Linked DNA regions of Homo sapiens: region 2 is linked to region 1. A link is a loop called in an ENCODE intact Hi-C map of the cell type or tissue named here. Cell type or tissue: gastrocnemius medialis. All regions are shown on one strand. Each heading gives the region's core, and the rest is flanking DNA. Links, peaks and the distances in the headings are about the cores only. Region 1 has its middle 14 kb from the start of TNFRSF19. Region 2 overlaps LINC00327 (long intergenic non-protein coding RNA 327).

The links. Hi-C counts contacts between places; a loop is a spot of excess contacts. Peaks named below come from ENCODE experiments on the same cell type or tissue, not always from the same donor. Only the 100,000 strongest peaks of a DNase experiment are listed, where the experiment ranks them.
Region 2: it touches region 1 in a loop (7-fold over the local background); 4 of 110 quality-filtered maps call a loop at or near these places.

Annotation. Positions count from the first base shown.
Region 1 is chr13:23,548,615-23,564,969 of GRCh38, reverse strand. No RefSeq gene overlaps it. Among named protein-coding and RNA genes, the nearest start is that of TNFRSF19, 14 kb to the left of the region's middle. RefSeq lists enhancers at 2,836-3,065, 4,296-4,475. In gastrocnemius medialis, for the core only: no CTCF peak of the experiment used is centred there; DNase peaks (open chromatin) are centred at 5,499 and 5,949; H3K4me3 peaks cover 576 bases; H3K27ac peaks cover 3,259 bases.
Region 2 is chr13:23,481,924-23,498,278 of GRCh38, reverse strand. It overlaps LINC00327 (long intergenic non-protein coding RNA 327), which reads right to left. Exons shown (of 3, transcript NR_038995.1): 3 at 10,815-12,044. Among named protein-coding and RNA genes, the nearest start is that of LINC00327, 21 kb to the right of the region's middle. RefSeq lists an enhancer at 5,286-5,786. In gastrocnemius medialis, for the core only: no CTCF peak of the experiment used is centred there; a DNase peak (open chromatin) is centred at 9,588; H3K27ac peaks cover 1,417 bases.

The sequences.
Region 1 (16,355 bases), core at 2,344-10,343:
AATTCATTCTTTCTGCATATACTTCTATGGATTTTTTTTTTTTTTTTTTTTTAGATAGAGTCTTGCTCTGTCACCCAGGCTGGAGTGCAGTGGCGTGATCTTGGCTCACTGCAACCTCTGCCTCCCAGGTTCAAGCGATTCTCCTGCCTCAGCCTCCCGAGTAGCTGGGATTACAGGTGTGAGCCACCACTCTCAGCTAATTTTTGTATTTTTAGTAGAGATGGGGTTTTGCCATGTTGGCCAGGATGGTCTTGAACTCCTGACCTCAAGTGATCTGCCTGCCTTGGCCTCCCAAAGTGCTGATGTGAGCCACCGCACCTAGCCAGACTTCTATGGATTTTGCCTAATATATAATAACATGTGTTCACCATTACAGTTTTGTACAGAGTAGTTTCACTGCTGTAAAAATCCCCTGTGCTCCACCTATTCATCCCTCCTTCCCCTAGAGCCCCTGGCAACCACTGATGTTTCTAAAGTCTCTATAGTTTTGCCTTTTCCATAATGTTATATAGGTAGAATTATATGGTATGTAGTCTTTTCTGATTGGCTTCTTTCTTAGCAGTATGCATTTAACTTTCTTCTATGACTTGCTGTGACTTGATAGCTCGTTTCTTTTTATTGTTAAGTATTCCATTGTCTGTATATAGTTTATCATTCACCTATTGAAGGACATCTTGGTTGCTTCCAGTTTTTGTGATTATGAATGAAGCTTCTATAAACATTCATGTGTAGGTTTTTGTGAGACTATAAGTTTTCCCTAGGAGCATGATTGCTGGATCATGTGGTAAGACTGCAGTTAACTTTTAAAGAAACTGCCAAACTGTCCTCCAGAGTGACAACAACATTTTGCATTTCCACCAGCAATGAATGGCAGTTCCTGTTGCCCTGCAGCCTTGTCAGCATTTTGGGTTATCAGTTGCTGTTGATGATGTTTTTAATTTTAGCCACACTAATAGGTGTGTAGTGGTATCTGTTTTAATTTGTAATTCCCTAATGATGTATGGTGTTGGGCATATTTTCATATGCTTATTTATCATCTTATATCTTCTTTGGTGAGGTGCCTGTTCAGATCTTTTGCACATTTTAAAACTGGGTAGTATGTTTTTTTATTATTGAGTTTTAAGAGTTCTTTGTACATTTTGGATACAAGTTCCATATCAGATATGTGTTCTATAATACTTTCTCCCAGTCTGTGGCTTGTCTTTCTAGTCCCTCAGCACTGTTAGCTTCAATTCTTAAAGGTCCCTCAGGCAAAATTGGAAATTAGAAATACTTATCCAAATTACCAGCTAATAGAGCAGCTAGTGATTTAAACAATCTGTCAAATCCAGAAGGTGCCAAAGAAGCAAACTGTCTGTGAATCGGGCAAAACTATCTGTTACATGGTGGTTCTGATACTGACAACAACAGCAACTACCACAACAAGGACAAGTTAATTCAGCAGATACACACATGCACACCCTGCATCAGTGATGGAAAGGGTGCTTTATGCTGGAAACTGCCGCAGACCATCCAACTGCACCCAGCTGCCTTCTGCTCTCCAACTTTTCATAAGTGACTCCAAGTCACTCTTACCTGCCATATTGCCCTCTAAATACTTTACTGAGCCCAGGCTAGTTTTCAGAGAAGCTATCCAACTCATGTCTTATAATTAATCAAATGTTTTCCATTTCCTTTTCTGCCTCCTCAGCATTTATCCTGATTAATATACCAGGCTAATTACGAATCTTGGTTCTCAGTAGAGTTTGATAATGCTAACAAAAACTGTTGGTGAAACAGCAGGAAAATGCAAAAGGAGGCACTAAGAAACATCTTCAGAATAATACTACCACTACCAAAAAAAGATCTGCGCTTCATCAGGAAGTAAGTTAGATAAAGACAGGCACGCTCTTAAAAATTGATTCAAGAAATGCCTATCTAAATAAAGTCAAAACATTTAATAATGCAACCACCCATCCAATGGAAGGGCACCCAGCACATAGTTGGGGCATTAAATACACAGAATAGTTAGAGTAACTGGTGAAAATCAGGAACCCACAAAATCTATTTTGGAGGAAAAAGGGAAAATAAAGTGGTCCTGCTAAATAAAATTGAACTGTAGTGTCAGGAGGTAATATAGATGGAGAATCCTTCAATTTCAGAGAATGAGAAATAAGAGAATGTTTACAAATACAGCTTATAGTATATTTTGAAAAGAAAATTCCTAAGGCCAAATTAGATTTTTTTTCTCCTCTAATACACGATAGAAAATAAAGGCAGTTTTAACTGTGTCAGAAATCCTATTTGGCACCATACTCAGCTTATCATAAAATTGCTTTGTAAAAACTTTTTGTTTTGAGATAATTTTAGATTAAAGAGGAATTGCAAAAGTAGTAGAGGACGTTCTCATATATCCTCCACCCAACTTCTTTGTATGTGAACAGGTTACATAATTATAGAACAATTGTCAAAATACTAATCTTGGTACAATACTGTCAATTAAACTACAGAATCTATTCAGAAGATTTACAGTGAACCATTCTATGGGTTTTGACAAATGCACAGTCATGTGTCCATCACCATGGTTCCATCACCCCCAAATCTCCTCATTCTGTCTCCCTTTATATTCAACTCCTCCCCACCTTTGTTTGTTTTAAGATGGAGTCTCGCTCTGTTGCCTAGGCTGGAGTGCAGTGGCACAATCTCAGCTCACTGCAACCTCTGCCTCCAGGGTTCAAGCGATTCTCCTGCCTTAGCCTCCTGGGTAGCTGGGATTACAAATGCCCGCCACAATGCCCGGCTAATTTTTGTATTTTCAGTAGAGATGGGGTTTCACCGTATTGGCTAAGCTGGTCTTGAGCTCCTGACCTCAGGTGATCCACCCACCTCGGCCTCCCAAAGTGCTGGAATTACAAGAGTGAGCCACTGCGCCTGGCCTCCTCCCCACCTTTCTAACCTCTGGAAACCACTGCTCTGTTTTCTCTCCCTGTTGTTTTGGTCTCCCTGTGTCAGATTGCTAAGTCATATATGTGAAAGATATAGGTTGTTTTATGAGAATCTTCTGAGCTGTTTTCCAAAGTGGCTGCACCATTTTGCGTTCCTTCCAGTTATATATGGTATTCTTTCTTCCTCAGGTATCAGATTATTATAAAGCATATACTATGGCACAGTTGCTATTTCTCATCAGCAGAAATTGACTACTTATGGAACATTCTTAAGTTTATCAAGGTTACTTCCTATCTGCTGCCTGAGTCTCAGAGTTTAGTTTATATTTATTTTCCAGCTTTATAGGTAATTGAAAAGCAAGTAAGAGATACATATATTATTGGATGTAAATATAAGAAATTTTATGAGAGGAAACTGTTTTAGTCAACTTTTTACCTTCCAGTGTCCTAGTTAGGTAGGCAGATGGCCTCTCACATGGGGTGGCCTTGGCTTGAATTCCAGTACTTATGTGTGAACTTCTGAGTATGAGTAAGTTACTTGAAACTTCAGCTTTCTTGTTTCTAAAATGGGGATGATAAGAGTACCTACACCGAGGGTTCTTGTGAACACCAGAATAGTACTGACATGCAGTAAGCATGGAACACACTTTAACTCTCAGCTATTTAAAGTGTTGCTAAAAAAAATAGCCTTGTCATCTTTGATTGTAGCAGGTGAGAAAAAATTGTTTCCCATCGGAAGAGAAAGTCTCTGTAATTCTGTTTTTTCTAAGCATTTCTCGTGTTGAAACAAAAAAGATATTTTGCATTTTGGCAAACAACATGTTTCATAGCATTTGAAAGTGGAATTTCACTTTCAAATCAAAAGTTTGACTTTGAAAAAAATTATGTAAAATTAAATAGTTAAAGCAAGAAGCAAAAGCCTTATTCTCTATACATATGAGAAATCCGAAGTGTGTTAGGACGTTTTTCAGAGGGAATATTTTGTTCATGTTAAAATTCATTGTTACATATACACCATTCTTTAGATGAAGGTATGAAATTACAATTGAGATTCTCTCAAAATAGAGAGAGAGTACAAAGTTCAGTGGTTGACAGGGACCTTCTTACACAGGTATAGCTAGACAGTAAGCGAGTCTTCCACTATCGCAGGGGCAGGGAGCCCCAAAAGACAGAAGGATGTTTGGTGCTTGGTCCTTCAAGAGTACATGAGCCAGGGGTGTAGCAGAGGCAGGCATCTCCATGGAGACAGGAGGAGCACCTGGGAACACAGGAGAGGTGGTCTGTGTGTGGTGGGGCGGGGACAGTGTTGGGCAGGGCAACATTTTGTGATTCTGCTCTCCTGGAGTGGTGCGGCCTTCCTAAAGACAGAGCAGAGACCCGAGGAGCTGGGGAGACACAGGACTTCTTGCACTATGTCTAAGGGGGGGGTCATCTTGAAGGGCCGGTTGTGAAACAGGTGAATGGTAAATATCAACGAGCAAAAGATGGCGGAAGTCTCGCTGGTGAAGTCAGGAGAGTGATTAAAGGGGAAGAGCCCCAAGGCCCACTATACATGGGACTCCGGCAGGAGAGGCTGTGTGGGCAGAAGCAGAAGGTGTCCAGCCCTGCCTTGAATGTCTTGATGATATGACAGCTTATTTGGGGTCTCTAAGAGGCTGAGGATACTGGGGAACTCTCAGTTTCCACACGGTATTCTGCTTGACTAGCTGCCCTTTGCCGGGTGCTCTGCAGGCTCTTAATCAACTCCCCCAGTTCACAGGCCGGGAAACCAGGGGTCAGAAAGGCTATGTCACTTTCCAAGGTCATGTGGCTGAAATTGACCTCAGGCCTGTATGACTCTAGATCATACTATTTCACTATTATCTTCTGTTAATTAAATCAAATATATTTCTAAAAGGGTGTTTTAGTTTTCACAAGCACAGAGCTCTGCCACTGAAGTGTTAATGGCCTCTGTAAATTGCCCTGGGCTTCTTGGGCCACAGAAATCGGCTACAGGAGGCTTATGGACTCCCCCTTTTAAAAATGTTTAATTTCGAAGGCTGAGGCAGGAAGATTGCTTGAGGCCAGGAATTTGAGACCCCGAACTCTACCCAAAAAAAGTGGTGAGTGCCTGTAGTGCGTGGTGAGTGTTTGTAGTCCCAGCTACTTGGGAGGTTGAGGCAGGAGGATCTCTTGAGCCCAAGAGGTTGAGGCCGCAGTGAGCTGAGATTGTGCCACTGCACTCCAGCCCAGGCAACAAAGCAAGACATATCCAAAAAAAAAAAAAAAAAAAAAACCACGGTTTAAGGTTTAATTTCAAGCATTTTTTTCTTTTTTTGTGATTACAAAACAGCATATTTTATTATAGAAAATTGAACGATTACGGAAAAACAAAGTAAAAAAATTACCAATCTCACCCACAATTCTAATTTTCTTCTTTAAAAAAAATTATGTAAATTTAAATAGTTAAAGCAAGAAGCAAAAGCCTTATTTTGCGCCCAGAGGTAACCCCTGTCAACAGCTGTTGAACACACTTCCAGACAAATATTCTTTGGATTTGAGAACACGAGCATAGCTCAGCAACTCCTGCCGCAGCAGTTCTTCCTTACTGGCAAATACTGGAGAGAGGGAGGTAGCCGTGCTGTGCTTTCTGCCAAGGGTGTTCTTTCTCTCTTATTTATTTAACCTTCTCGTTGGTATCTTAAGTGCTACTTCAGTGTGATATTTAATACGTGAAATGCGTTTCTGCTGCTTTATCTCACAATTGTATCTATGTGCAAAGCTTTATGAAACAAATACCTCTGACAATCACCCCCTTTGTTGGGAATGTCTCTGACACTGGGGGAGAAATTGCAAAATAAGATGCTGTCCTCAAATGAGGTTCCTAAGAAGAAAGGTCTCTTGTGTTGGAACTAGAATAGAAATTGCACCATTTCCTCTCTAAAGGTCTAGCATGAAAAGAGAAACATGACTCAGAGATCAGCACATCAGAGCAGGAGTCTGTAAGAAAAAGTCAAAGGACATGCGCACAGAGAAGGCGAGCGCCTTCCTCCTCCCGACTGTTCCAATCCCATAGCACACGTCCACGCCGCTGAGCCAAGAGGGACATCTCCTCAGTGTATCTGTGCCGGTGTGTGCACACCCCTCACAGGCACCTCACACATACCACACATCCACAGACATGCAAACACAACATATACACATTTCACACACATACACACCTCACATACACCTCACACACACCACACACCACACACACCACTCACACACATACACATACAAATACACCATATACACATTTCACACACATAGCACACCTCACATACACTTCACACATAACACACACCACACACTACTCACACACATACACATACAAATACACCATATACACATTTCACACACATAACACACACACACCACACACCTCACATATATACACATACAAATACACCATATACATATTTCACACACATACACACCTCACACACATACACACCTCACACACATACACTTCACACACACACCACACCATATACACATTTCACACATATACTCACCTCACACACCACACTCACCTCACACACATACACACACACCATATACATATTTCACACATATACACACCTCACACACACACCACAGGCACTCCTCACACACCACACACCTCACACACATACAAATACAAACACACCACATAAACATTTCACACACATACACACATTCACACGCATACATACGCAAATACCTCCAACACATACACACACCTCACACACACCACACACCTCCCACATCTCACACCTCAACCCCCCACACACCTCGCACACACACCACACACACCTCACCCCTCACACACACACACCTCACACACATACACACACACCCCTCAAACACATACACATACAAACACACCACATACATATTTCACACACATATACACCTCACACATACACACCACACACTTCACACACCCCATACTTCACACAGACACACACCTCACACACCACACACATACCTCCCATACCACACACATGTATGCGAACACACCTCACACATACACCACAAATGCACCTCACACAGACCTCACAAACATACACCACACACCTCACACACTATACACACCTCACACACCACAAACACACCTCACACACCACACACACAAATAGACCACATACACATCTCACATATACACACACACCTCACACACACACAAACCACACACAGACACATCCAGACCACACACGCCACACACAAACCCACACACCTCACATATATATACACACACCCCACACACACCATGCAGACATGTAACACACCCACCTCACACACAAACACACCATACACATGCTACACAAACTCACACTAGTGTCTCCTTGTTTCTAACAGCAAAATCAAGCCATCGAGTCACCTTCAGAGTACTTAGCCTCTGTGCTGGAGGGTTTTCAGTGTTTGCATGCCTTCTGATGTCAATATTTTTAGATGATTGTTGTTAAGGTATAAATGATTTCTTTACACGTGACAGTGCAGCCTGAGCTCTCACCTTGGGATAAAGTCTCCAATTTAATTCACTGGATACATGCACACACATACCACATACCACATACACACTTCACACCCCACACCCCATGCATCACACATGTACACACCACACAAATACCACACAGAAACACACCACGCACATCACACAAACACTTCATATACCTCACACATGCACACACACACCTCTCACAGACACACGTGCACACATCTCATACAGACACCCCCTATACACCCCACACATGCACACACACCTCACACTATACACACATGCTACACAAAGACACGCTCCACACAAACATGCCACACACACCACACACACACAACTCACACACACATCTCACATAAACACACACTTCACACACCACACACGTACAAATGCCTTACACAGAAACACACACCTCACAGACACCTATCCCTCACACACTTCATACAGACGTATACAGTCACACACACAACACACACACCCCTCACTCACACACTATACACACCTCACACAGGTACACATACCACACGTGCCATACACACACTCAAGCACATGGACACTTTTTTTAAACAGGTGCTTATAATATCCTCTACTATATTGTTTTATAACCTACTTCTGTAGATTAAAGATATCAGAATGCTAGCATATTTCTTTATTGGTAGACATTATTTCCAACCGGTTATGGTGAACGACATCATAGTTCATACCTTTGTTGAGTGTGCTAATATTTATACAGGGAAAATTCCTACAAGATTGCTCGGTTTGATGGTGTGCACATTTGAAATGATATGGCACTTCCACTCTACTCTCAAAAAGGTCGGATCAGTGGATGATATTGCCAGCAGTGTGTGAAATGAAAACACGTTGTGGACGCAAAACCTCACCTTTGCTAGCATTGAATTTTATCAGTATTTTCAAATCCTTGTCAATTAAATAGGTGAAAATATTATCTCATTGTTTTAATTTGATTAATATTATTTTAATTTGAATTCTTTATTAGATTATAAGTGAAGTTAGACAATTTTTCAAATATTGACTGGCCATTTGTATTTCCACTATTACGATTTCCTATCTCTTTTTCTATTATTTAGCATGTTCTGACTGATTCGAAACAATTTTATTTATTTATTTGAGACAGAGTTTCATTCTTTTGCCCAGGCTGGAGTGAAGTGGCGCCATCTCGGCTCACAGCAACTTCTATCCCCCGGGTTCAAGCGATTCTCCTGCCTCAGCCTCCCTAGTAGCTGGGATTATAGGTGCCCGCCACCACGCCCGCTAGTTTTTGTATTTTTAGTAGAGATGGGGTTTTGCCGTGTTGGACAGGCTGGTCTCGAACTCCTGACCTCAGGTGATCCACCCACCTCAGCTTCCCAAACTGCTAGGATTATAGCACCCGGCTGATATTTATGTTTTAAGTAATAATGTAGATCTCATATATTTGCAAATATTGTCTCCCAATCTGCTGCTTGCATTTTAAGCTTGTGTGTGTGTGTGTGTGTGTGTGTGTATGTATATAACACAATCAATCAAATAGATTATTCTTGGCTCATGGTCTACTATTGTTCACGTACAGACTTTTTTTTCCCTGATTTGTTTTATTTGTTGTATTGTATTATATTGTATTTTACTTCATTTTGTTTTTCCTTCCATTCTCATGTTGAATTTTGTTTTCCATTCCCTTCCCCCAGTATTACTCATGTGCATTTTACATTTCTTTTTCCCCTAATTTCTGGATTTTGTGTTAGGATTAGGAAAGCCAGGACTTCTCTGAACTGGAGTCTCCTTGTCGGTAACAGCAAAATCAAGCCATCAAGTCACCTTCAGAGTACTTCATTTATGTGCTGGAGGGTTTTCAGTGTTTGTATGTCTTCTGATGTCATTTTTAGATGATTGTTTTTAAGGTATAAATGATTTATTTACACGTGACAGTGCAGCCTGAACTCTCACCTTGAGATAAAGTCTCCAATTTAATTCAGAAGTGCACTAGCTCATCACCTTTCCTAAGAGGGCAAACAAGCATTTCCTTCACCATGCCCCAAAGTCTCAGCCCCTTTGAATCCATTTTCCTTATGGTCACCATTAAGAATCATCTAAAATCTCCCACAAGATCCTGTCATTCCCTTTACCTATAGGGTGGAGCCCACACTTGCTTACACAGGGGCATGTCGTCTCCCCTCCACTGAGCCTCCAGCCTGGTTCCTTTGCAACTCTGAGCTTTGTATTCCACAAACCCTATATTGTTTCTCAACGTGCACCCAATGCCTCGCACAGTGCCCAACACAGGGAATACCTAAGGGTGGCATGTACTAGGCACCAAAAGAGCATTTGTTGAATGAATAAACAAGCGAGTGTGGATGCATGCATTTAGTTCCCTGTGTGCTGGCCTCTCCTCTGTGCCTTCCTGGCACTGCTTCATCCAACACCTCCTGACCCCCACGTCTCCTTGCTCTCCTTCCTGCCCAATTCTGTCCCATCCTTCAAGTCCTCCACATATGAGGAGCTGGTGATGCACAGGGGATTGCATATTTGTCATACATTGACAGCGAGATTATAAATTGGTACAGGACAATGTGGCTGTATTTTTGCATTCTAGTCTTGGGAATGCAACCTACATGTGCAAGGGTAATTAAGAAGACTGTCTTTATTTTTTTTTTTCCCAGAGACAAGGTCTTGCTCTGTTGCCCAGACTGGAGTGCAGTAGTGCAATCATGGCTCACTACAGCCTTGACCTCAAGCAATCCTCCCACCTCAGCTTCTGGAGTAGCTAGGACTACAGGTGTGAGCCACCACACCTGGCTGACTTTTTATTTTAGTGTCAGAATCTTGCTATGTTGCCCAAGCTGGTCTCAAACTCCTGGGCTCAAGCAATCCACCCACCTCTGCCTTCCAGGTAGCTGGATTATAGGAGTGAACCACCATGCCCAGCCATCCATTTCAACATTATGTGTGTATTCACCTTTGCTCTCAGTAGAGAAACTTGGAGATTAGAGAAAAAAATATCGCTCATGGTGCCATTTGCCCTGATGGCTCATGCAGAGGAGTTCTCAGCTAACTAACGTGGGGACTTCATGATGGAAATTCGGCCAGGAGAGAGCCTGGTGCACCTTTGACTCAGTTCAGCCAAGGTGATTGTTTTGTAAGGAGTACAGTCTGGGTCAAAGTGACAGAAGACGTGGGGTTGATAACAAATTCCTCATGTAGATTAATGGTAAGTTATGTTTTCTTTAGGTACTTGGGGGATTAATCAGCCTTAGCTTCACTGGTGGAGAGACAAGCCATGCCTGTTTGTGTCCCTCCCCCTTCCTTGGCACAAGGGCTTGTGCATTTTCCAGAGACACCAGCATGACACAGAGAGAGGGAGGCTGCACTGAGTCATCATCTGTGTCCTCCAGGGTGGGGCTGATGCTCCTGAGAAAGGTGCGGACAGGGGAAGGGAGGACTAGGGGAGGAGAGGAGGCATCAGGGATACCTATCCAGAATGTCCTCCGAAGGACCAAACAGAAAGACATGGACCCTCTTGTGTGGAACAACAGAGGGAACACACAAACGAACAACTCTTTTTTTTTGAGACGGAGTTTCACTCTTGTTGCCCAGGCTGGAGTGCAATGGCGCAATCTCAGCTCACTGCAACCTCTGCCTCCCAGGTGGAAGCGATTCTCCTGCCTCGGCCTCCTGAATAGCTGGGATTACAGGCATGCGCCACCATGCCTGGCTAATTTTGTATTTTTAGTAGAGACAGGGTTTCTCCACGTTGGTCAGACTGGTCTCGAACTCCTGACCTCAGGTGATCCACCCACCTCAGCCTCCCAAAGTGCTAGGATTACAGACGTGAGCCACCACACCCAGCCACGAACAACTCTTGACCGCCACACCCCTCCATTTCCTCCCCTTTCTTGCCTTTAACACTGAAACACTTTAGGGTACTTAAAATGCCTCCTTAGTCTTTCAGGGGAAGTATTACTCAGGTACTCTGGAGGCCAATGTGTATTTGATCAGAAGAAGGTCTTAGGATCATACTGTTTTTTTTGGAAACAGCATGGGCCCTCATCCATGGTTTTCTGAAAAGCACCAGGCAGCCTGCTGTAGACCACCGGGTGAAGAGTGTGCTGGCCAGTGGAGGATCCCAGACCCCAGCGGCTAAATGGACGACCTCAATGACCCATCCCCATGTTCCCTGGGGGACAGGCAGATAGCCCCACTGGGACCAAAATGAGAGGAGAGGCTGTCTTCCAGATTACGTTAGCAATTAATAAAAATTAGAAACAACCTAATTGTCTAAAAGCCGAGAACAGTTAAATTGCAGAAATACATACTGTGTAGCTATTTTAAAAAATGAACTGGTTACGTAGGAAGGATGTGTATTTTTTTGAGTCTTTTAAAAAGGCAAGTTGCATGACAATATGTATGATATAAACCCATTAAAAACTCTATAGGAATATTTATTATGTATTTGTATATATATGGAGAGAAGTAGGACAGAAGGATGCTTAACAACCGAAAAAAAAAGACTGATCTGGAAGCTTTCCCTAACCTCACCAGGGTAAGGTGCCTCTTTCCTCTGTTTTTTGAATGCTCTATCATACACTTAACCTTGCTACACCATCACACCTACAGGACAGCCCTATAAATTGGTTTGTGTTGCCACTTTGCACATTAGACCCTGAGCTCTTTGAAGGCAGGAGCCATGTCCTATTCATCTTTGTATCACTTCTATCTAGCTCAGTGCTGGGGACCAAATAGGGAGTGAACAGAGCATAAGTCCAGGAGGTGAGATACACAATTCATTACCGTAAGATGCAGCTCACACACCACAATCATCTTGTCACTTGGAAATGTTTAGGTGTGAAAGGAAAATAAAATCTCAGGACCCAAAACTCACTATGCCAAAGGGAAAAGTGAAGATTGGCAACTGAATCATATAAAACTGCCTTCCTTTTGTTCCTAAACAGAGAGCGGTAATCATAGAAGACCACCTATCTACTCAGGTGGGCTCCCTCACAAATTGCTCACAAGAATTCCCTGTGGGCTTGCAAATCTTTCAGAATACATACCCCTCCCATGAACCAACCCCAAACAGGGTTCTGTTGAATATCATCCTGACAGTGTAAATTAACAGCTTATCTTTACATGTACAGGACAAAGACAAGACTAGAAATCAACTCTCTGCCCGCCAAAAGCATATTTGACTTCTTCCTCTACTCTGTGTTTACTTTATCCTATGTAAAGTGCAGATTTACCTAGCTTGGGATGAATGCATTATTGACAGTTCCTCTACTCCCTCTTTTCACATGTAAAATGTGGATTCAGTGAGCCCCATCAAAGCCCCACAAGAATGTAACTTTTGCTTCATTATCTAATCTTTCCTCTTTTTTTCCTTTCCTCCTTCCCCTCCTACCCACTCTTTCCCCTTTAAATGGTGAAGTCCTCACAACCCTCTTTGGAAAAAACACAGGCCACAGATCCTATTGTAACTTGTGTCTCTTTTTCCTGGGCATGTGTTCAATCTTGGCAAAATAAATCTCTAAATTAAATGAGACCTGTCTCAGTCACTTTTTGGTTTACATAGGTAAAGAAGAAATAACCATAGTTTAATTTTTGGTAAAATGTTTTGTTTAGTAAGAGTGTCTCCAAACTATGTTTAGCATGGTTCTTGACAGCTCAGGAGCTTCCTGTTTCAGATTCAGGCATGCCCCGTCGGAGGCTTGATCTAACTGGAGAATTTGTATTGAGCAGAGCTGTTCATTCATGTGTAGGGGAGCAGAGCTGTTCATTCCTGTGTGGGGGAGCAGCCTCCCCTCTCAGCCCAAGCATCTCATTGTATGAAAGGCAACAGATGGGTTGACTTTTGCTCAGGCCTTGCTATAAGGCCTTTACCATTAACAAACCTAGTTTAGAATTTTAAGTAAATCCATCCTAAGCAATAATAAAAGTGTGAGACTTTGGAAATCCAGCCAAGGAAAAAAAAAAAGTCCTAAAATTTGTTTGTCATAGCTTTTAGGAAAAAAAGAGAAATGGAAACTACTGCATTTTTTAAAAAATGAAAAAGGATTCCTCTGTAAGCTGAGGTAGGAGGATCACTTGAGCCCAGGAGTTTGAGGCTGCAATGAACTGTGATTGCACCACTGCACTTCAGCCTGGGCAACTGAGCGAGACACTGTCTCTAAAGGAACAGAAAGGTAATGCTACCTGATAATAATCAACCCCACTTCGGTGAGAACCTAGGTTTTAGTCTCTGCTCTGTTTTGTGCATTTTGCAGAAGTCTCTGGCTCATGCATTTTGTAGAAGTCACCTAGCCTCTCTGATCAGAGTGGATCACCTCAAGCTTGCCTCTGTTTCTTAAAATTCATGATTCTAAACTCTGTACTCCTGGATTAACAAATGTGCTGCATATGGAACACATAAAGTGACAACAACTGTTCAAATGCTTTTCTGTTTGCAAATTTCTTTCTTTTTTTTTTGAGACGGAGTCTCGCTCTGTCATCCAGGCTGGAGTGCAGTCGCACGATCTCGGCTCACTGCAAGCTCTGCCTCTGGGTTCATGCCATTCTTCTGCCTCAGGCTTCTGAGTAGCTGGGACTACAGGCGCCCGCCACCACACCCGGCTAATTTTTTGTATTTTTTAGTAGAGACGGGGTTTCACTGTCTTAGCCAGGATGGTCTCGATCTCCTGACCTCATGATCTGCCCGCCTCAGCCTCCCGAAGTGCTGGGATTACAGGTGTAAGCCACCACGCCCGGCTTCTGTTTGCAAATTTCTATCTTAGCTTTGCTACATAAATCATATTCTTCCAAAAAGTAGGCATACTGTCATTGATGGGACCCCTAAAGATGTTAAAGAATTTGGGTAACGGGTAGAAGGAGGTGAGTTGTTAAGTACTGAATGATGGGCTAATAGAGGCAAGAAAGACGTAAGACACAGCGATCTGCAAATAGAAATTGTTCAAGGTTACTTTCTGCTAGGGGTACAGTGGATCTAATGCTTCACATTGTGTAATTTTGCAGAAACCTCAGTAGTTCTTTGCTGGAAATAGATCCTGATCTTCTGGCTACATTGTTCATTCTTTGGTGTTACCTTTACTGTTTCACATTATGTCACCTCCAAGCAGGCAAAATTGGGCTTGCCTTCCTCCCTGTTAACACCTTTTAAATATTTGTAGACTCTTATCAAGTACCAGGTATCCCCTCTCCACCAATTCTTGACCTGCACTGCCAGGTCTTTTGATCTTAATGCACAAGTCATTCCTTTGATCATTTTGGTGCCTTGTTCTGGATCCTCTCAACTATATCAACTTATTTCTGTTAGCAAATATTGCTCTGAGCATTCCAACTGGAGTCTCTGGAGAAGCAGATTCCAGAGAGAACATTTTTTTTAGTGTTCCGTGATGTAAACTCTGGAAGATCCGAGCCAACTCAAGACTTTCTTTTTGACTATAACTAAAGTTATTTCAAACTTACAGTTAAATAAGTAGCCCTTCAAGTTCCTGTCAATAATAAAATGTGGGACAGCAATAATAAAATGTGTTCCTATCAATAATAAAACATAGGATACCTATGGGTTAACAGAAAGGGCCCTCTGTTATCATCTTTGGATGATGAATTTGTCTTCACCCTCTTCTGATTTGCTTTACTGGAGCCAGCCACATATCTCAATTGAAACAGATAAGTTTTAAAATATAAATAGCATTGGGAGAGTGTTACTCTGAACATTTTCATTCCCCTAAATCCAAATGCCAAAGCCCTAAGCCCCAATGTGATGAAAAAAAAAAAAAACCTATTTTTGCTGCTATAACAGAATACCTGAGACTGGGTAATTTATAATTAACAAAAATTTATTTGGCTCATGGTTCTGGAGGCTGGGAAGTCCAAGATCAAGATCAAGGGGCCTGCTTCTTGTGAAGAACTTCTTGCTATATCATCCCATGGTGGAAGGCAGATGGGCATGAGAACATGGGTGCACATGAGACAGACAAGCTCACTTTTATAGGAAATCCACTCTCTCTCAATAACAAACCCACTCCAGTGATAATGACATTAATCCATTCATGGGGGCAGAGACCTCAAGACGTAATCACCTCTTGAAGGTCCCACTTTTCAACACTGTTGCAATAAGAATTACATTTCCAACACATGAACACTGAGGGGCACATTAAAACCCCTAGCTGAGTGTATCTGATGATGGGACCTTTGAGAAGTAATTAGGTTTAGATGTGGTCATGAAGGTGGGTCCTCATTATGGGATTTGTGCTCTTACAAGTAAAAGGCACTAGAGAATTGGCTCACTCTCTCTCCTGGTGAGACTCCAAAGATGTCATGTGAGCACAAACCAATATGGCAGCTGCCTCAAGCCAGGTAGAGACCCTCACCAGGAACCAAACCTGTGGCATCTTGATCTCAGACTTCCTAGCCTCCAGAACTGTGAGAAATAAATTTCTGTTGTCTAAGCCACCTACTTTCTGGTATTGTGTTATGGCACCTCAAGCTGACAAATACAGGGAGGACACATTGACCTAAATTTGGATCAAAACATAACTACTCTAACCGTACATATAATTCCTAAGATAAGTTTTTAATTTTGATGACTAGAATTAGAAAATAAACCATAGAAAGGGGAAAAGGGCTGGGAGAAAGTTGCAAAAAGAGGAGTAGGAAAGCTGAAGATACATAGTGTATATTTCTTTTTCTTTTCCTTTTCTTTCTTTTCTTTCTTTTTTTTTTTTTTTGAGACGGAGAGTCTTGCTCTGTTGCACAGGCTGGAGTGTAGTGGCGCGATCTCAGCTCACTGCAACCTCTGCCTCCCAGGTTCAAGCAGATTCTCCTGCCTCAGCCTCCTGAGTAGCTGGGACTACAGGTGCCCACCATCACGCCCAGCTAATTTTTTGTATTTTTTAGTAGAGACGGGTTTTCACTGTGTTAGCCAGGATGGTCTTGATCTC
Region 2 (16,355 bases), core at 5,341-13,340, 70 kb after region 1:
TTAGTTGGGCGTGGTCGCGGGCGCCTGTAGTCCCAGCTACTCCGGAGGCTGAGGCAGGAGAATGGTGTGAACCCGGGAGGTGGAGCTTGCAGTCAGTGAGCCGAGATCGCGCCACTGCACTCTAGCCTGGGCGACAGAGCAGACTCCGTCTCAAAAAAAAAAAAAAAAAAAAAAAAGAGTCCTTGCATTTACATCTTATAAAGCAGGCCTTTGAATGAACTTTTGTGTCCTGCTGTGGCCCTGACTGATGCACAAGGAGTTAGGCTTGCCTCGTCTAACAACAGCTGCACGGCTTCTGGGGTTGGACGAAGAGTGAGACTTACTATTTTACTATTATAATTCACGAAACACGAAGAAATCCATGCTGATCTGAAGAACGCTTTTTTCTTTCTCTTGGTCTTCAGGGGGCAAGATTAGGATTTATTGTCCAGTTTTATAGCTGCAGTTGACTTCATATCAGACTTTAAATCAACCAAGAAGGTAGTCTAGCATTTCTAATGACATTATCTCTGGATAGCCTGCTGAAGAGTTCTTGGGATTAGGAAATTGGCCCAGGACGCTACTTCCAGAGCCTTTTGGGTTGGAATGTTTCAGAGAAGAAAAAATAGAGTTGCCGTCTTGGAATCCAGCACTAGTTTATTGATTTTATATGACTGACATCCTGGCTCATGTGTGCTGGCTTTGAACGTTACAGGATGCTCCCCTACCATTCCCATGAATTGGTTTATTATATTTTCTTTCTGATTGTCCTGCCCACCCAAGATGGGATGAGATTGTTTTTATGCATTTTCCCAACTTCGCTGGCAAAGTACAATTCACTAAAACCCCAAGAGATGGGAGCAGAGTGCACCGTCAGTCACTGTAGGGCCAGACAGTCGTTTGTGTGATGAGTTTCTTGTTCTTACTACTTCATAATAAGACAGTGACTAACTAGTCTTTGATTCCTGGTTCTTAGTGATTGTTTTTCTTCTCAGCCACCCAGAGGGTTGCAAGTCCCTGACGATTCCTTCTTGAACCGCCTGTCACTTGTAACTCGCCAGACTGAATTTTCTTTCTTGAAAACTGAGATTTAGAACTCCTGGGCATGTCTGGAGTTTAGATCATTTCTAATCACAAATTAGAAGTAAATTGAAGAATGGTCAAATATAGCCCAAGTCTCAACATCAACCCTTATGTGGGTCCAAGGTCATCCTTTACTGTGGAGAGAAATAACCTATCACATGGTTTGCCTTATGTGAAAACACTTGTGCTTAGGCACTGAAGACATCAGCCAACCCACAATTACAATTCATATTTTCATAAAATAATTTCAGCTCTTTAAAACTCATATGAGCCACTCTACTTTTCGCTTCCAGTATCTTTCTTAATTTTTATTACTTCCAGAAGATTTGCAGTTCCAGAAAACTCCAGTAATTTCTAACTCCCATGACTTTAAGTATATGTCTAAATTTTTGTTTTTTTCCTAATTGAAGCCAGTTTGGACAGAAATTTTGTTGGAAACTCCAGGTTTTATGGTACCGGGAGCAAATGCTCTCAATGCTAATTCCTCTGTTAGTTTGAATATTTTTGCATATGCTTGCCTTAGTTTTTACCAAAGTTATACATAACCAGAGTTTAAGCGAACAAGCTGGTTGTGAAAAACAATAGGCTCTACCCCCCCTTTCCCCTTATTTTCTCCTCCCAGAGACACCACTTTTCCTACTTTCAGCAAGTAAGGAAGTTTTACCTCCATTTCTCTGAATGGCTGCTTGTCTTTCTACTTTTCACCTTTTCAGTTGTAGGTGATCTCTCTCCTGCAAAAGCTGATCATTTGACTGTTGCTTCCGCCCCCTCTACCACCACGCAGACTCTTCCTATTCTCCCAACTCCCAAAATAGTTCTGTTGTAGAATAATTACCTCAATATTCACCATTTACATGTAAATGCTAGTCACAGTGGTGCCATCCATGTAGTAAATTATGATCATTTTTTGTCTCTGAATAAACTTTTGTTTTTCTTGGAGTTAATAATCTTTTTCTCTTGATTTTTTTTTGGTCTTTTTATTAATTCCACTCAAAAATTTCCCAAATTGTCTAAGTTTTCCCTCAAGACTTTCGGATACATCAGGTGATCTATTAATTTCATTTTTCTAGAGCCATCTCTTCTAATTTCCTCTACACTGGACTTCTTGTCTGCACTGGGCACACAGCTGGTCTTGGGATTTCTCATCACCCATGCTTTGCCTCTTCCTGTTCTGATTTCTCTTTTCTTTTACCCCATGTCTTCCTCTTTATTGGAATAAACTGCTCCTTTTGGTGGAACTCATCTTTTGTTAGCTTTCTGCAAGAGGCTGTAAGAGCCAAAAAAAAAAAGTTTGAGAACTTGTACATTTAAAAATGCCATTATATGTCCTCATGCTTGATTTACAGTTGGGCTTATGTAATTTTAAGATGGAAAACATTTTCCTTTAAAATTTTAAAAGCCACTGTTCCATTGCCTTCTGGCTTCCACTACTGCTGTTGAGATCTCTGAAGTTACATGGAATTTCTTTTTTCTTACCTTTAGAAGTTTTAAACCTCTTCTCTTTGTCCTGGAATTCTGAAAATTTCGGACAAAGTGCCCTGGTATGATGGTGCTCTTAAATTGCGTGGCTACTTGGCTGGCTCTTTCCATCTGGAATCTCATGACTCTTCGTTCTGAGAGATTTTGTTACATTATTTCTTTGAGGAGTCCCTTCCCTCATTTTCTTTGTTGACTTTTTATGGAACTCCAATGTTTTTTTTTTTTTTTGAGACGGAGTCTCGCTGTCGCCCAGGCTGGAGTGCAGCGGCGCAATCTCGGCTCACTGCAGGCTCCGCCCCCTGGGGTTCACGCCATTCTCCTGCCTCAGCCTCCCGAGTAGCTGGGACTACAGGCGCCCGCCACCTCGCCCGGCTAATTTTTTGTATTTTTAGTAGAGACGGGGTTTCACCGTGTTAGCCAGGATGGTCTCGATCTCCTGACCTCGTGATCCGCCCGCCTCGGCCTCCCAAAGTGCTGGGATTACAGGCGTGAGCCACCGCGCCCGGCCGGAACTCCAATGTTTAACTTTTATTTTATTTATTTATTTTTTTTGAGACAGAGCCTCGCTCTGTTGCCCAGGCTGGAGTGCAATGGTGTAATCTCGGCTCACCACAACCTCCATCTCCCAGGTTCTCCTGCCTCAGCCTCCCAAGTAGCTGGGTTTACAGGCACGTACCACCACTTCCAGCTAATTTTTGTATTTTTAGCAGAGATGTGCTTTCCCCATGTTGGCCAGGCTGGTCTTGAACTCCCGACCTCAGGTAATCCACCCACCTTGGCCTCCAAAAGTGCTGGGATTACAGGTGTGAGCCACCGTGTCCAGTCCAAATGTTTGACTTTTAAGGAAAGGGGAAATGAAGAAACTTCTTGGATGCCTTCTTTACTCTGGCTGTTTAAAGATCCCAGGAAAAAGAATTAGTAGGACAGAAAACAAAATTCCAATGAAAGTCAACAAGAGAACACAGGGTGCAGGGAGAATCATAATTCATCCAGTTCTTCTCCATTCCTTGTGATTGAAGTAATTGGACTGGAATAAAAGAGAAGAGGGATTTTGGGTATCTTCCTACAACTTTCTATTGGGGATAGTGAGGAGTGGAAGTGCAAAGAAACAAGACCATCTTCTTCATCTACCTTTGGGGCTTTACAAGTGAGCAATGTGTCCCAGCAGGGAACTTGGATAGTGGGAGGTTGGGTGAATGGTCAGGGAGTGAAACCCTTTTGGTATTGTCTGTGGTGAGCTTGTTAAATCTTTGAATTCAATAATCACCTTGAGCTGAGGCTTAACAGGAAGAGAGGTGCCAGCAGACAGGGCTGGAGAAAGGAGAATCAATGAGTGAGAAGAGAGCAATGCCCATCACTTATCCTTCATTTTTCCCAATTTTTGAACGGGATGTTCACCGATGTTCACCATCATTGGCATCCTCTCAGACACACACATACACACCCACACACACAGTGAGGGGTTCACACCGACATTAAAGTGAAACTGAACAGAACCCAACATCCACACATCTGTAGTGTGCAGCACACGCACACACACACACACACTCACCGTGTGACACTGATATGCTAAGTCTCTGTTGTTGCTTAGCACTTTTTTTTTTTTTTGAGACGTTGTCTTGCTCTGTCACCCAGGCTGGAGTGCAGTGGCACAATCTCGGCTCGCTGCAAGCTGTGCCTCCTGGGTTCACCCCATTCTCCTGCCTCAGCCTCCCAAGTAGCTGGGACGACAGGCGCCCGCCACCACGCCCAGCTAATTTTTTGTATTTTTAGTAGAGACAGGGTTTCACCGTGTTAGCCAGGACAGCCTCGATCTCCTGACCTCGTGATCTGCCCGCCTTGGCCTCCTAAAGCGCTGGGATTACAGGCGTGAGCCACTGTACCCAGCCATTGCTTACCACTTTGTTAATGCACCCTGTATAGCCAAGCAACTGAGAACAGACATTGTGTTAAGCCTCGTTATGTGCTGTGCATGTTGCCTGGGCATTCCCTGGCCATCCCCAAGAATGCTTGTAGACGAGGGTCCCCATGTTTTCCCCTTAGGTCTGAGAGAAAGCCAGAAAGAAGGGACCAGTCATGCCCAACTGGTGTGTCAACCGGATTTGCCATGTCACTCATGAAGAACATAAGCTGGTGACCAAAGACAAGTGAAAAAGTGTTTCCTAGCTGGACAAATATTATTAAGAAAATTTTCTTCTACTTACCTTAGTATGAGTGAGTTGACAGATTTTCCCATGCAATTCACCACAATGTTTTCTTGGACTCCCCCACCACCCCATTTTCTACGAGACTTTCACAAACAAGTCAGTTTGTGACTTTAGTAAAATACGTCAAGAGACTGATTATGCAAAGAATTCCCTCTGGAAAGTTAAATGAGGATAAAAAGTGAGCCAGGCAGTTGAGGGAAGGTGGGATAAGAGTTGGGAGGGCATAGGGGAATTGTCTGTGGGAGGAGCAGATGCTGAAAGTCATATTCCAGGGCTTGCTTTGAAGCCGAGAGAGGCATCATGTGCTCAGCCTAAAAAGAGGGGAAGAATGTCTGTGCTCATGAACAGACCCAGCACAACACCACGGTCTGGTTCTGTGCCTTCGTAACTGGCTTTCTCCCATAATTCAATTTCAGAGCCGGTTGAAGGACGATGTTAAATAGAAACAGGATTCTGAGGCTGGGCGCGGTGGCTCACGCCTGTAATCCCAGCACTTTGGGAGGCCAAGGGGGGCGGATCACCTGACCTCAGGAGTTCGAGACCAGCCTGACCAACATGGAGAAACCCCATCTCTACTAAAAATACAACATTTAGCGGGGCATGGTGGCGCATGCCTGTAATCCCAGCTACTCGGGAGGCTGAGGCAGAAGAATCGCTCGAACCCAGGAGGTGGAGGTTGTGGTGAGCCGAGATCATGCCATTGCGCTCCAGCCTGGGCAACAAGAGCAAAACTCTGTCTCAAAGAAAAAAAAAAAGAAAAAGAAAAGAAAAGAAATAGGATTCTGGAAAAAAAAAAAAAAACCCAAGCAAACAATAATTATTAGGCAATCATATCATAATCAAATACCATTCTTTAATTCTGATGGTTTCTTCATGAAAAGTTTCTGATATTTCATCTGAACTGCATTAAAATGGTCTTTTTCTAAGAATACAAGCATTTTTAAAAGTAGTTTCAAAAGTATAATTCCCATTTTAATGTAACACGCTCAGTTTTAGAAAGTTTATAGCTGTATGCTCCACATTTTATTTATTTATCTATTTTGAAAGAGGGTCTCACTCTGTCACCCAGGTTGGAATGCAGTGGCGCAATCTTAGCTCACTACAGCCTCCACCTCTTGAGCTCAAGCAATCCTCCCACCTCAGCCTCCTCCCACCTCAGCCTCCTGAGTAGCTATGACTACAGACGTGTACCACGATGCATGGCTAATTTTTTTAAGATTTTTTTTTAATAGAGATGGGGGTCTTGCTATGTTGCCCAGGCTGATCCCAGACTCCTGGCCTCAAACAATTTTCCCACCTTGGCCACATAAAGTGCTGGGATTACAGGCCGGAGTTGTCGTACCCAGCCACGTTCCACATTTTAGTTCTAAGGAAATGGAGGTACTGGAGCTGGAGTTTCGCTTCAACTCTATTACCAGCTCTTGGAAGTAGCTATTTCACGGGCACCTGGCAGTCAGTGTGAGCACAGAGGCTGCCTCCTGCCACTGGAGTATTGAAGTTCCTGCCATCTCTTTCAAGTTTGCTTTTATGTGTCTTCATGTAATAGCTTTGTTGTTAGTGTGCTTTAATAAGGAGGATGGATACTACTAATAGTCAATAGGTAGAATGCATGCTTCATCCTAGGCCCTTTTCTCACACTCTCTTGCATTTATCTCACTTAATCCCCACACAGACTTAAAAGCTTGGTGCTGTCATTATCCCCATATCACAGATGAGGAAACTTGCCCACAGTCCTGGGCTTAGTGACCGTGGAAGCTGGGATCAAACTTAGGTTGGCCCCATGGAACTTACCAACTTACTGACAGATTGCTGTTTTGATCCTTATGGCACCTCAAAAAACAGCCGGGAACAGCACAAGTTGTATCTGCCATGGTGAACAGAGGAAAGAGATTCTCCATCCCTCATACCTAATTCCACCGCAATCTCTCCTTTTATGTAGGAGAGATTGCTCCATTTATGTAAACCTTGCCATCAATGTTTACTTTATAAATCGGGCTTTCATTCTTTTGTTAAAAAAAAAAAAGTCCATACATCATTTCTCCTTTATTATGGGGTACATAACCCTAAAAGGATGAGATTTAAAAATCACCATCAAGTTTCATTAAATAAAAACATTTAGTGAGCAACCAGACTGCCCAAGAGGCTTGCAAGGATTTACATGCATTCCTTCACCAGTGACTTGATCCACTTGGAAGAGTTATTTTTATATCTACGTTACTGTTACTGCCATCTCTATTTCACATCCGCTGGAGAATACAGCTTTCCCAAAAGCCTGGGTTACAAGGTCAGAGAAATGGAACAAGTTCAAAATGTACAGCCTTAGAGACTATGTGAACACATATACCAAGACTTCATTTTTTTTTTTTGAGACGGAGTCTCGCTCTGTCGCCCAGGCTGGAGTGCAGTGGCGCAAGTTCAACTCACTGCAAGATCCACCTCCCAGGTTCACGCCATTCTCTTGCCTCAGCCTCCCGAGTAGCTGGGACTACAGGTGCCTGCCACCATGCCCGGCTAATTTTTTGTATTTTTAGTAGAGACTGGGTTTCACCATGTTAGCCAGGAGGGTCTCAATCTCCTGACCTCATGATCCACCCGCCTCGGCCTCCCAAAGTGCTGGGATTACGGGCATGAGCCGCTGCGCCCAGCCCCACCAAGCCCTCATTTTTGAAGTGAAATAAAGGAAAAGGCTTAAATAGCGTGAAAGCGAATGAAGTCATAATAAAACAGCTAATCTCTATTGAGAGCTTTCTCATAACCAAGGCTTTCCTAAGAGCTTTCCATGAATTAACTCATTTACTGTGTATAACAACCTTACTATTGACAGTCTGCCTTCAGATCCCAGCTTTGTGACCCAAGGCTTTGTGACTTGGAGCCACTTCACTTCTCTTGGCCTCAGTGCCTTCAATTATAAAATAGGAAAAATAATCATACCCGTTTCTTACCATATTTTATGTGTGCTCTCATTTAAGCTCATGGTAGTCCTGTGAGGTGCAGAGATGGAAGAGATGAAAGCTTGAAGGCTTGAGTTTCTGATAAAAGTTTAAAGGCCTGGAGTAACACCCCACAGCTAGGAAGTGGTGAGTCTAGTACCCCACCCTCACTGCACTTGAACCAGAGCGTGCACACTCCCAGCCACTAAGCATTCGCCTGAGTGGAGGCTGAAATGATCTGCTGTCTGCAGTAAGGCCACAGGAAATGCTCTTGGAACCTGGTCTCCATGAGATATCTATCAGGAACTTTTCACAACACCAGAAATGAAGGAAATTCTCATTTTTATTTTGATATATTATAAGCAAATATGTACGTTTTGGCACAATGAGAAATGTTTAGGAATTTTGACTAAAAAATTCTTTCTGGCAAGATTCTTTAGCCACTGAAATTTTAAGTGGTACTTACGGTTGTATGTATCTGACTCGCATCTGGGTGGCTACAACCAATTACCAACTACTGACAGCAAAAGAAAGACTTGCAAATATGATTTCACATCTGCATTTTTTATTTTATATTTAGCTCTTTGTCTTATCATGTTTGTCTAACTGTAGCTCTCTCTCTCTCACTGACAGGGTAATGTCTTTAAAATCTCACTACACAAAGTACTGGCTTTGTGAAAAGGCTCTGACCTATTTTGCCCTGCCTGGATTGGTTTTAACATCATGTAGATAGTAAGTAACAAACTCATTAAACCATTTCCATTCTTGTCTTAGGGGACAACGTGGTGCCCTCCCCTTTTACATGTTGCTTCTCTTATCAGCTTCACTGGCTTTGTCTACTAACCCCATGCCTGGGGAATTATAAGGAAGGGATTCGGGCACCGTGTTGTCTGCGGCATGAATCTTGCCAGGCTGTGGCTGTCACCAAGGTTATTGGACACTCCTCCCTGAGCAGGACCCACCTGGGAGGCATGCAGATGACAAGTGCCACTCAACCTTTTCCTCAGTGCCTGCTGGGCCCCGTGTGCATGTTCAGGTAATGAGAGGAACCTCGGAGCAAGTGGAGTAAGTGAGTGTGGTCACTCCAACAACAGACCAACCCATGAGAGGTCTGATTTCACGTTAAAATGGGAAATATTTGGTTGAATGGAATTGACGGAAAGGCAGGAATAGCCTTTCTCATTCCCTCATGGATAGAAAAAATGCACAAACCACGTTATCTGTTGGGTTGCATGGAATCGCTCTGACTGTTTTATTACCACCATTCACGTAGCATTTTATGTGAAAGGGAATGCTGGGCGCAGTGGCTTACGCCTGTAATCTCAGCACTTTGGGAGGCCGAGGTGGGTGGATCACCTGAGGTCAGGAGTTCAAGACTAGTCTGGCCAACATGTGGAAACCCTGTCCCTACCAAAAATAATAATAATAATAATAATAATAATAATAATAGTAATAAATTAGCCAGGCGTGGTGGCGGGAGCCTGTAATCCCAGCTACTGGGAGGCTGAGGCAGGAGAATTGCTTGAACTTGGGAGGTGGAGGTTGCTGTGAGCTGAGATTGCGCCACTGCACTCCAGCCTGGGCAACAGGGCACCACTCCGTCTCAAATAAATAAATAAATAAATAAGAAAAAAAGAAAGGGAATGCAGGTGTGAAAGCTTCCGATTCGTCACCTAGCAAAATTACACTGAAAAGTCCCCAAGCTCTTTGAACCAACTGCAAGGTCGTCAGCTTGTAGCCTCAAGTCCTCATGATCTATCCCATTACTTCATATCTCAAAAAGTCTTAATATGTGTTTTCCACAGTGATGGCCTCTCATTGGCCACCATGTCACTCTCACCTCAGGGTAAAGAGGTTGTGTCATGCGGCTTAAAACCTGGGCACATAGATGGTTACTTTGGCAGCGTTCTTATATAAACAGATGAAGACAGCTGATAACATTAGCAACTTCCTGTGTCATCTCGTTTTTCTCGGGCACTTGCTTCTCTGAGATTATTTATGTTTTCTGTATTAGTCCATGGCAACCGCTTAACACAGCTGCACCAAATGTCATTCCCAGAAAGATCAGTTGCTTAGTCTCCTTGCCTCCATTCTATTTTGGGAGTGGCATGGACTTTTGGCGATGCCCAGTTGAGCTCTTGTCCACATCAAGTTATGAGCGGTGGTTTGTAAGAGAGTTTGCCCCTTGGCCTTGGTCTTTAGGAGAAAAAATAAATTCTATTCATTTACTCACATGCCATCATTACTCATATTTAAATTCTAAAAGATTAAAAACAAGAAACATTTTTTTCTGCATTAAGAAATCTAAAGTTTTAAAAAATCTCTAATAATGAACTGAGGTAATACATGCATTGATAAACAAAATGGAAATAGTATAGAAAAACAGAACTGATAAACTGATAAAAACATAACTGATAAACAGCTGCCTCCATTTCACACTTCCTCACCCTAGCAACTCCTAGATCATCCCAGAAAACATTTCTACTTTTATTCCTGTTGGTTGCCTACAGAACTCTAAATAATATATTTTCACATCTCTTCTTTGACCTTTTTAAAAATTAGCCTTTTTTTTTTTTTGAGACAGAGTCTCATTCTGTCACCCAGGCTGGAGTGCAATGGCATGATCTCCGCTCACTGCAAGCTCTGCCTCCCGGGTTCACGCCATTCTCCTGCCTCAGCCTCCCAAGTAGCTGGGATTACAGGTGCCCGCCACCACACCCGGCTAATTTTTTGTATTTTTAGTAGAGACGGGGTTTCACCATGTTAGCCAGGATGGTCTTGATCTCCTGACCTTGTGATCCCCCCGCCTTGGCCTCCCAAAGTGCTGGGATTGCAGGCGTGAGCCACTGCGCCCAGCCTAAAAAATCAGCCTTTTTTTTAACACAGCTTTATTGATGGGTAATGTACATATCATAAAACTCACTAAATGTGTAATGAAATGAATTTTAGCAAAGTTACAGAGTTGTGCAAGCATCCCCACAGCCCAATTTTAGAACACACCTATCACTTCAGAAGATCCCTCTTGACCACTTGCAGTGATTTCACTCTTCAGTCCCAGCCACAGGAATTCCTAATTTCTTTACTGGTTCTATAGATTTGCCTATTGTAGACATTTCATAAAAATGGAAATAACCAATCAAATTCAGACAATATTTATTGACTTTCTGATACAAAAGATAAAGATTTATCTCGCTTATAGAACTGCCTTCCCTGTCTCTATTTTCCCCAATTTTTGGTAATTATATATTATTTTAAAAATTCCTATGTTGGCTTTTTTCTTTTTCAGACGGTCTCACTCTGTCACCCAGGCTAGGATGCAGTGGCGTGATCTCGGCTCACTGCAACCTCCGCCTCCCGGATTCAAGTGATTCTCCTGCCTCAGCCTCCCAAGTAGTTGGAACTACAGATGCACACCACTGCGCCCAGTCAATTTTTGTATTTTTAGTAGAGACGGGGTTTCACCATGTTGGCCAGGCTGGTCTTGAACTCCTGGCTTCAAGTGATCCGTCCGCCTCAGCCTCCCAAAGTGCTGGGATTACAGGCATGAGCCACCGCACCCAGCCTATGTTGGCTATTTTTGTCATTTTAAGCAATATATTCCTTCTATTTGTGTGCGTGTGTGTGTTGTTCCATAAGCCTCTGTCAACGTCTTTTGCCTCCCTTGCTCCATATAAAATGCCTTACATTCCTCCCTCTTTTCCCCTACCCTTATTCATGGAATAACTGTGAATCATTGTTAGGACTTTATTGTTATGAAAGCCAATAATCTTTTATCTTTTATTCTACAACTACAATTAAGTCTTACATGTCTGTAGGTTGATTCTAAAAGTAGAAAACTAGAGCAGCCTTTATGATTTTGTCTACATTGCTCAATGTAGAGCCAGGGCTGTGCCAGGATGCCATTTCCTTCCCTCCATGTCCTGTGCATCTGTCATGGTGCTCCTGGGGCGATGCTACTCACTTCATAGTTAAGCAGGCTCCCTTCCCACATCCTTCATCAAATGCTCCATGTCACAGTAAAATAAGGGTCACACGTGAGCCATTTCTTTATACCTTGTTTTAGATGATTTTTCCTCTAGTTTTAGATGATTTTTTTATCCTTCCTATTGGAAAAGGATAAAAAATCTTAGGAACTTCCATTGTGTCCTAAAATTTATCTGCCTTCCAATCACACTACCATGTGAAGTCCTTCTTCCCCAGAGTCCTTAATTGTTCTGAATTTAAGTGGATTTTCTCTGGGCTGAATGCACAAGCCTTCAGCCTGAGTCTTCTGTTCACTGGGTTCCTGGAGCCAGTGCTAATCTCCAAAATGTGTCCTTTCTTGGTTTCCATCTTCTTTGACTGGAGTATAACCTCCAGTAAACTCCTGGGGAGGGGAAGAAAGGTATGAGAGAGGTGAATTTCCAGTATCGCATCAAATGTATTATTTTCTCTTTCATCATTTATTGTTTGTCTACACCTATTATTGAACTTTCAAAATTGTTTTCCCTCTGAATTGGAGGGTATTGCTTCAATGTTTTCTAACATTTTGTGCTGCTGATAAGAAAACTCTGCTGCAGTCTAGCTCCTGCTCCTTAGCTGCTGGGCTGTTTTTTGCCTTTGTAAGATTTTTAGGATCTTCCATTTATTGTTAGTTACTGTTCTGAAGTTTCACAAAGATGCATTTCAGGCTTCTTTATTTTTATCCTGCTTGGAATTCAACCTCAAGACATAACATTTTTAGTTCTGAGAAAAGTTTTTAAAAAATGATTTTACAAAAATCACACACAGACGCACAGATGATTTCCCTTCATTTCACTGCTCTCTCTTTTAAAAACTCTTGCTGGTCTAATATTAGATATCCTGGATTACTTCTTTCTTGTAGTTTTTAAAAAATATTTTCCTATCTCACTCAGGAAATATACTTTTTCACCTTGTATAAGTTATTTTTTATCAATTTTAAAATAATTTCTTTGAAAGATTTTTTGGGGGGAAGCAATCATATTTTTCATTTCCAAACAATTTTTCTGTTCTCTGATCTCTTTTCAAGACATTCTGTCCTGGTTTTTATGTTTTAAATGAAAAATTACTTGAATCAGATAAATTATTTAAATTCTCCTTTGTCATCTCTAATGACTCAATTCAATTTTCTTTTAAAGAATTACTTTATGGGGGGCTGGGAGGTGGCTCATGCCTGTAATCCCAGCACTTTGGGAGGTCAAGGTGGGCGGATCACTTGAGGTCAGGAGTTTGAGACCAGCTTGGCCAACATGGCAAAACCCCATCTCTACTAAAAATACAAAAATTAGCTGGGCATGGTGGCAGGCACCTGTAATCTCAGCTACTCGGGAGGCTAAGGCCTGAGAATCACTTGAACCTGGGAGGTGGAGATTGCAGCGAGCGGAAATCACGCCATTGCACTCCAGCCTCGACAACAGACTGAGACTACGTCTCAAAAAAAAAAAATTCTCATCTGTTATCTGAATATTTTTCTTTTTCTGGTTTTTTTCTTTTTCTTCTCTTCAAGGTCACTTGCTCTGTTTACTTTCTTTTTTTTCTTTTCTTTTCCTTTCTTTTTTTTTTTTGAGATGGAGTCTCGCTCCCATCATGTAGGTGGAGTGCAGTGGCATAATCTTGGCTCACTGCAACCTCCACCTCCTGGGTTCAAGCGATTCTCCTGACTCAGCCTCCCAACTAGCTGGGATTATAGGCATGCGCCACCACACCCAGCTAATTTTTGTATTTTCAGTAGAGATTGGGTTTTGCCATGTTGGTCAGGCTAGTCTCGAACTCCTGACCTCAGGTGATCCACCTGCCTTGGCCTCCCAAAGTGCTGGGATTACAGAAGTGTGCCACTGCACCCTGCCTGACTTTTTTCTGAATTTGTTTGCTGATCCTTTCTTTTGTTTTTCAAGGTCTTAAAAACTTTTCTTTTGAGCTATTGACAGCTTTAACAATTTAGTACACTCCTGTGAACAAAATTTGGAACACATTTGTTTCTCTCTACCTGATTTCTCCAGAATTGTAAAGTACTTGCGAGTATTCTTAACTTACAGCAACACAGTTATTTGCATAAGTGCAATAAGAATCTGTTTTCATTTTAACAGGATGCAATTGGAGAAATTGGTTCTTTTACCAAGGCTTTGACTGGAATGGTGTGCTTTCCTTTAAGGAATCAAACTTGACTTATAGAGCCAATAAGACCTTGGAAAAATTAGCCTCATATTTTGTGTACACACTGTATAGGGTTTCTGACCCATGGTAAGTAAAGAATGTCACTTACTGACAGGCACAGAAGTCCCAGGTTTATCTTGAAACCCTGACAGCAGGAAATTTCACCCAACTCATGGGTATTTGATAGCACAATCCATGGCTGGGCTGGGCTTTAAGAAGTCTTATCTGAGATTCCTCTTATGGAACAAAGTTCCATCAAAGCCAATTTAAAAGCCTATGTAAAAATAATAATTATTTTTGCTGCACTGCATACAAATACTTAGGCCAAGTATAATAACCAAACCAGCCCTACCATGATTTATCTTTAGTAAAATGGGGAACTGGAGAGAGAAAAAAATTATTTCAAAATGATTATATATCTGTTGTTAGATTCTAGTCTTGCCTAATGTTTTTTTCCAATTTTTATTATTTTCTACAGTTTGGACCAAATTCTAATTTTTCTTGGCTACAAGTCTTCAAAATAATGTTTTCAATTTTTTTCCGTCTCTTTTTCATTTTTCCTAATTTGAAGTCACTGAAAACTAAGTTGTTCTTCTTTAAAACCCTGCAAGCTGGCCGGGCGCGGTGGCTCACGCCTGTAATCCCAGCACTTTGGGAGGCCGAGGCGGGTGGATCACGAGGTCAGGAGATCGAGACCATCCTGGCTAACAAGGTGAAACCCCGTCTCTACTAAAAATACAAAAAAATTAGCCGGGCGCGGTGGCAGGCGCCTGTAGTCCCAGCTACTCGGGAGGCTGAGGCAGGAGAATGGCGTGAACCCGGGAAGCGGAGCTTGCAGTGAGCCGAGATTGCGCCACTGCAGTCCGCAGTCCGGCCTGGGCGACAGAGCGAGACTCCGTCTCAAAAAAAAAAAAAAAAAAAAAAAAAAAAAAAACCCTGCAAGCTGAAGACAGACAACTTAAACTTCGGCAGAAAATAACAGTAACCTGTTTACATACATAAGGCACTTTCATGCCTGCCTACTAATGTATGGACTTCAGAGTAATGTGGCCCATATCAAATTTTTTTTTTGAGAAAGGGTATCTATCACTCTGTCACCCAGGCTGGAGTGCAGTGATGCGATCTTGGCTCACTGAAACCTCCGCCTCCTGGGTTCAAGCGATTCTCCTTCCTCAGCCTCAGAAATTTGAGACAGGTCTCAGTCTCAAATTTCTGAGGCTCACACTCCTATGCAAGGAAGGAAGGCAACATGTTTTCTAATGCCACATGAAATTAAAGCACAAAATGAAACTTGGATGCTTGAAAGAACAGACTTTCTGTAAGTTATTGTGACATGCTCCATAGTTTATTGACAGCAGAGTTGGTGATGATATTGATATTACACTGTCAAAATGTATCACCAAACATCTTTAAATTTGATAAAAGATTGTGAATTTTTGTTTTCTATCAGGAGAAGACAACATATAGGAAATTCATGGATCCAGAATCCATTTCTTTCATCAAAAGATAATTTAAACTTAACTATAATTTATGGATAAATTATTGAATCTGACTACTAATGAACAGTAGAAGATGAATTTAGAAATATAGTATCATTTACATTACTTTGAATGAAAGTTTAAAAATGAATATTCTGAGCTTAATAAAATGTTTTAAAAATCTCTTCTTCCACCTTATCAACATAATTCTGTGAGGCTAGTTTTGTACAGTGTAGATTATAAAAACACAACATTAAAATAGGTGACAGTAGTAAAAATGGCAGATTAAGAACATCCAAAATTTTGTTCCTTCGTAACAGTAATGAAAAAACTGGCAAAGAAAAGCAGAATCCATTTTTTCAACTCTCTTGGCATTAACCAAAGACTTTCAGCCATCCAGGGAGCATTTATTCAAGAAAAATATCTGAATCTTGGTAAGAACTGTAATCTTTACAACATTTGAAACTTACCTTAGGCCCATCTCCCACTCTTCAGCTCAGCAATAGCCTAGAAAAATAACAACTGCATTCCAGTATTAAAGGATCAGAACAGAGCTGGAGCTCATTCAAAGCCTCAGTCCCAAAGAACTGACATTGTTTGATCCATCCTTAGAAGGCTCCACTGAAAAGGTACATTTTTACTTGATGTGGTTTGAACTTGCCAAGTGTAAAAAGTCTCTCCCAGGGGTTAAGAGGCATTTATTGAAAATAATTTTAGGCACGTCTTTTAACTATCAGGCTGCATGAGATGGATGATAGTGCAAACAATAGACTAACCAAGAAGATTAAAGGGAAAAGCTGTGGAATAAGATGTCCATAGGAGCTTTGAAATGCTCTGACATATTCCTGAGAATTTGGAAGGTCAGGGGCATATGTAGGCCTGTGGGCATTCTGAAGAAAGAGCTGAGGAGGCCTGAGCTCTCACTTCTTGGTGACCTTAAGGTTCTGCACAAGCAGAAAGTAAAGGCTAAAACAGCATTGTGAACTGCCTGGTGGAGTGTTAAAGGTATGATCCAACATGTATATAGTAACCCATGGCAAAGATTT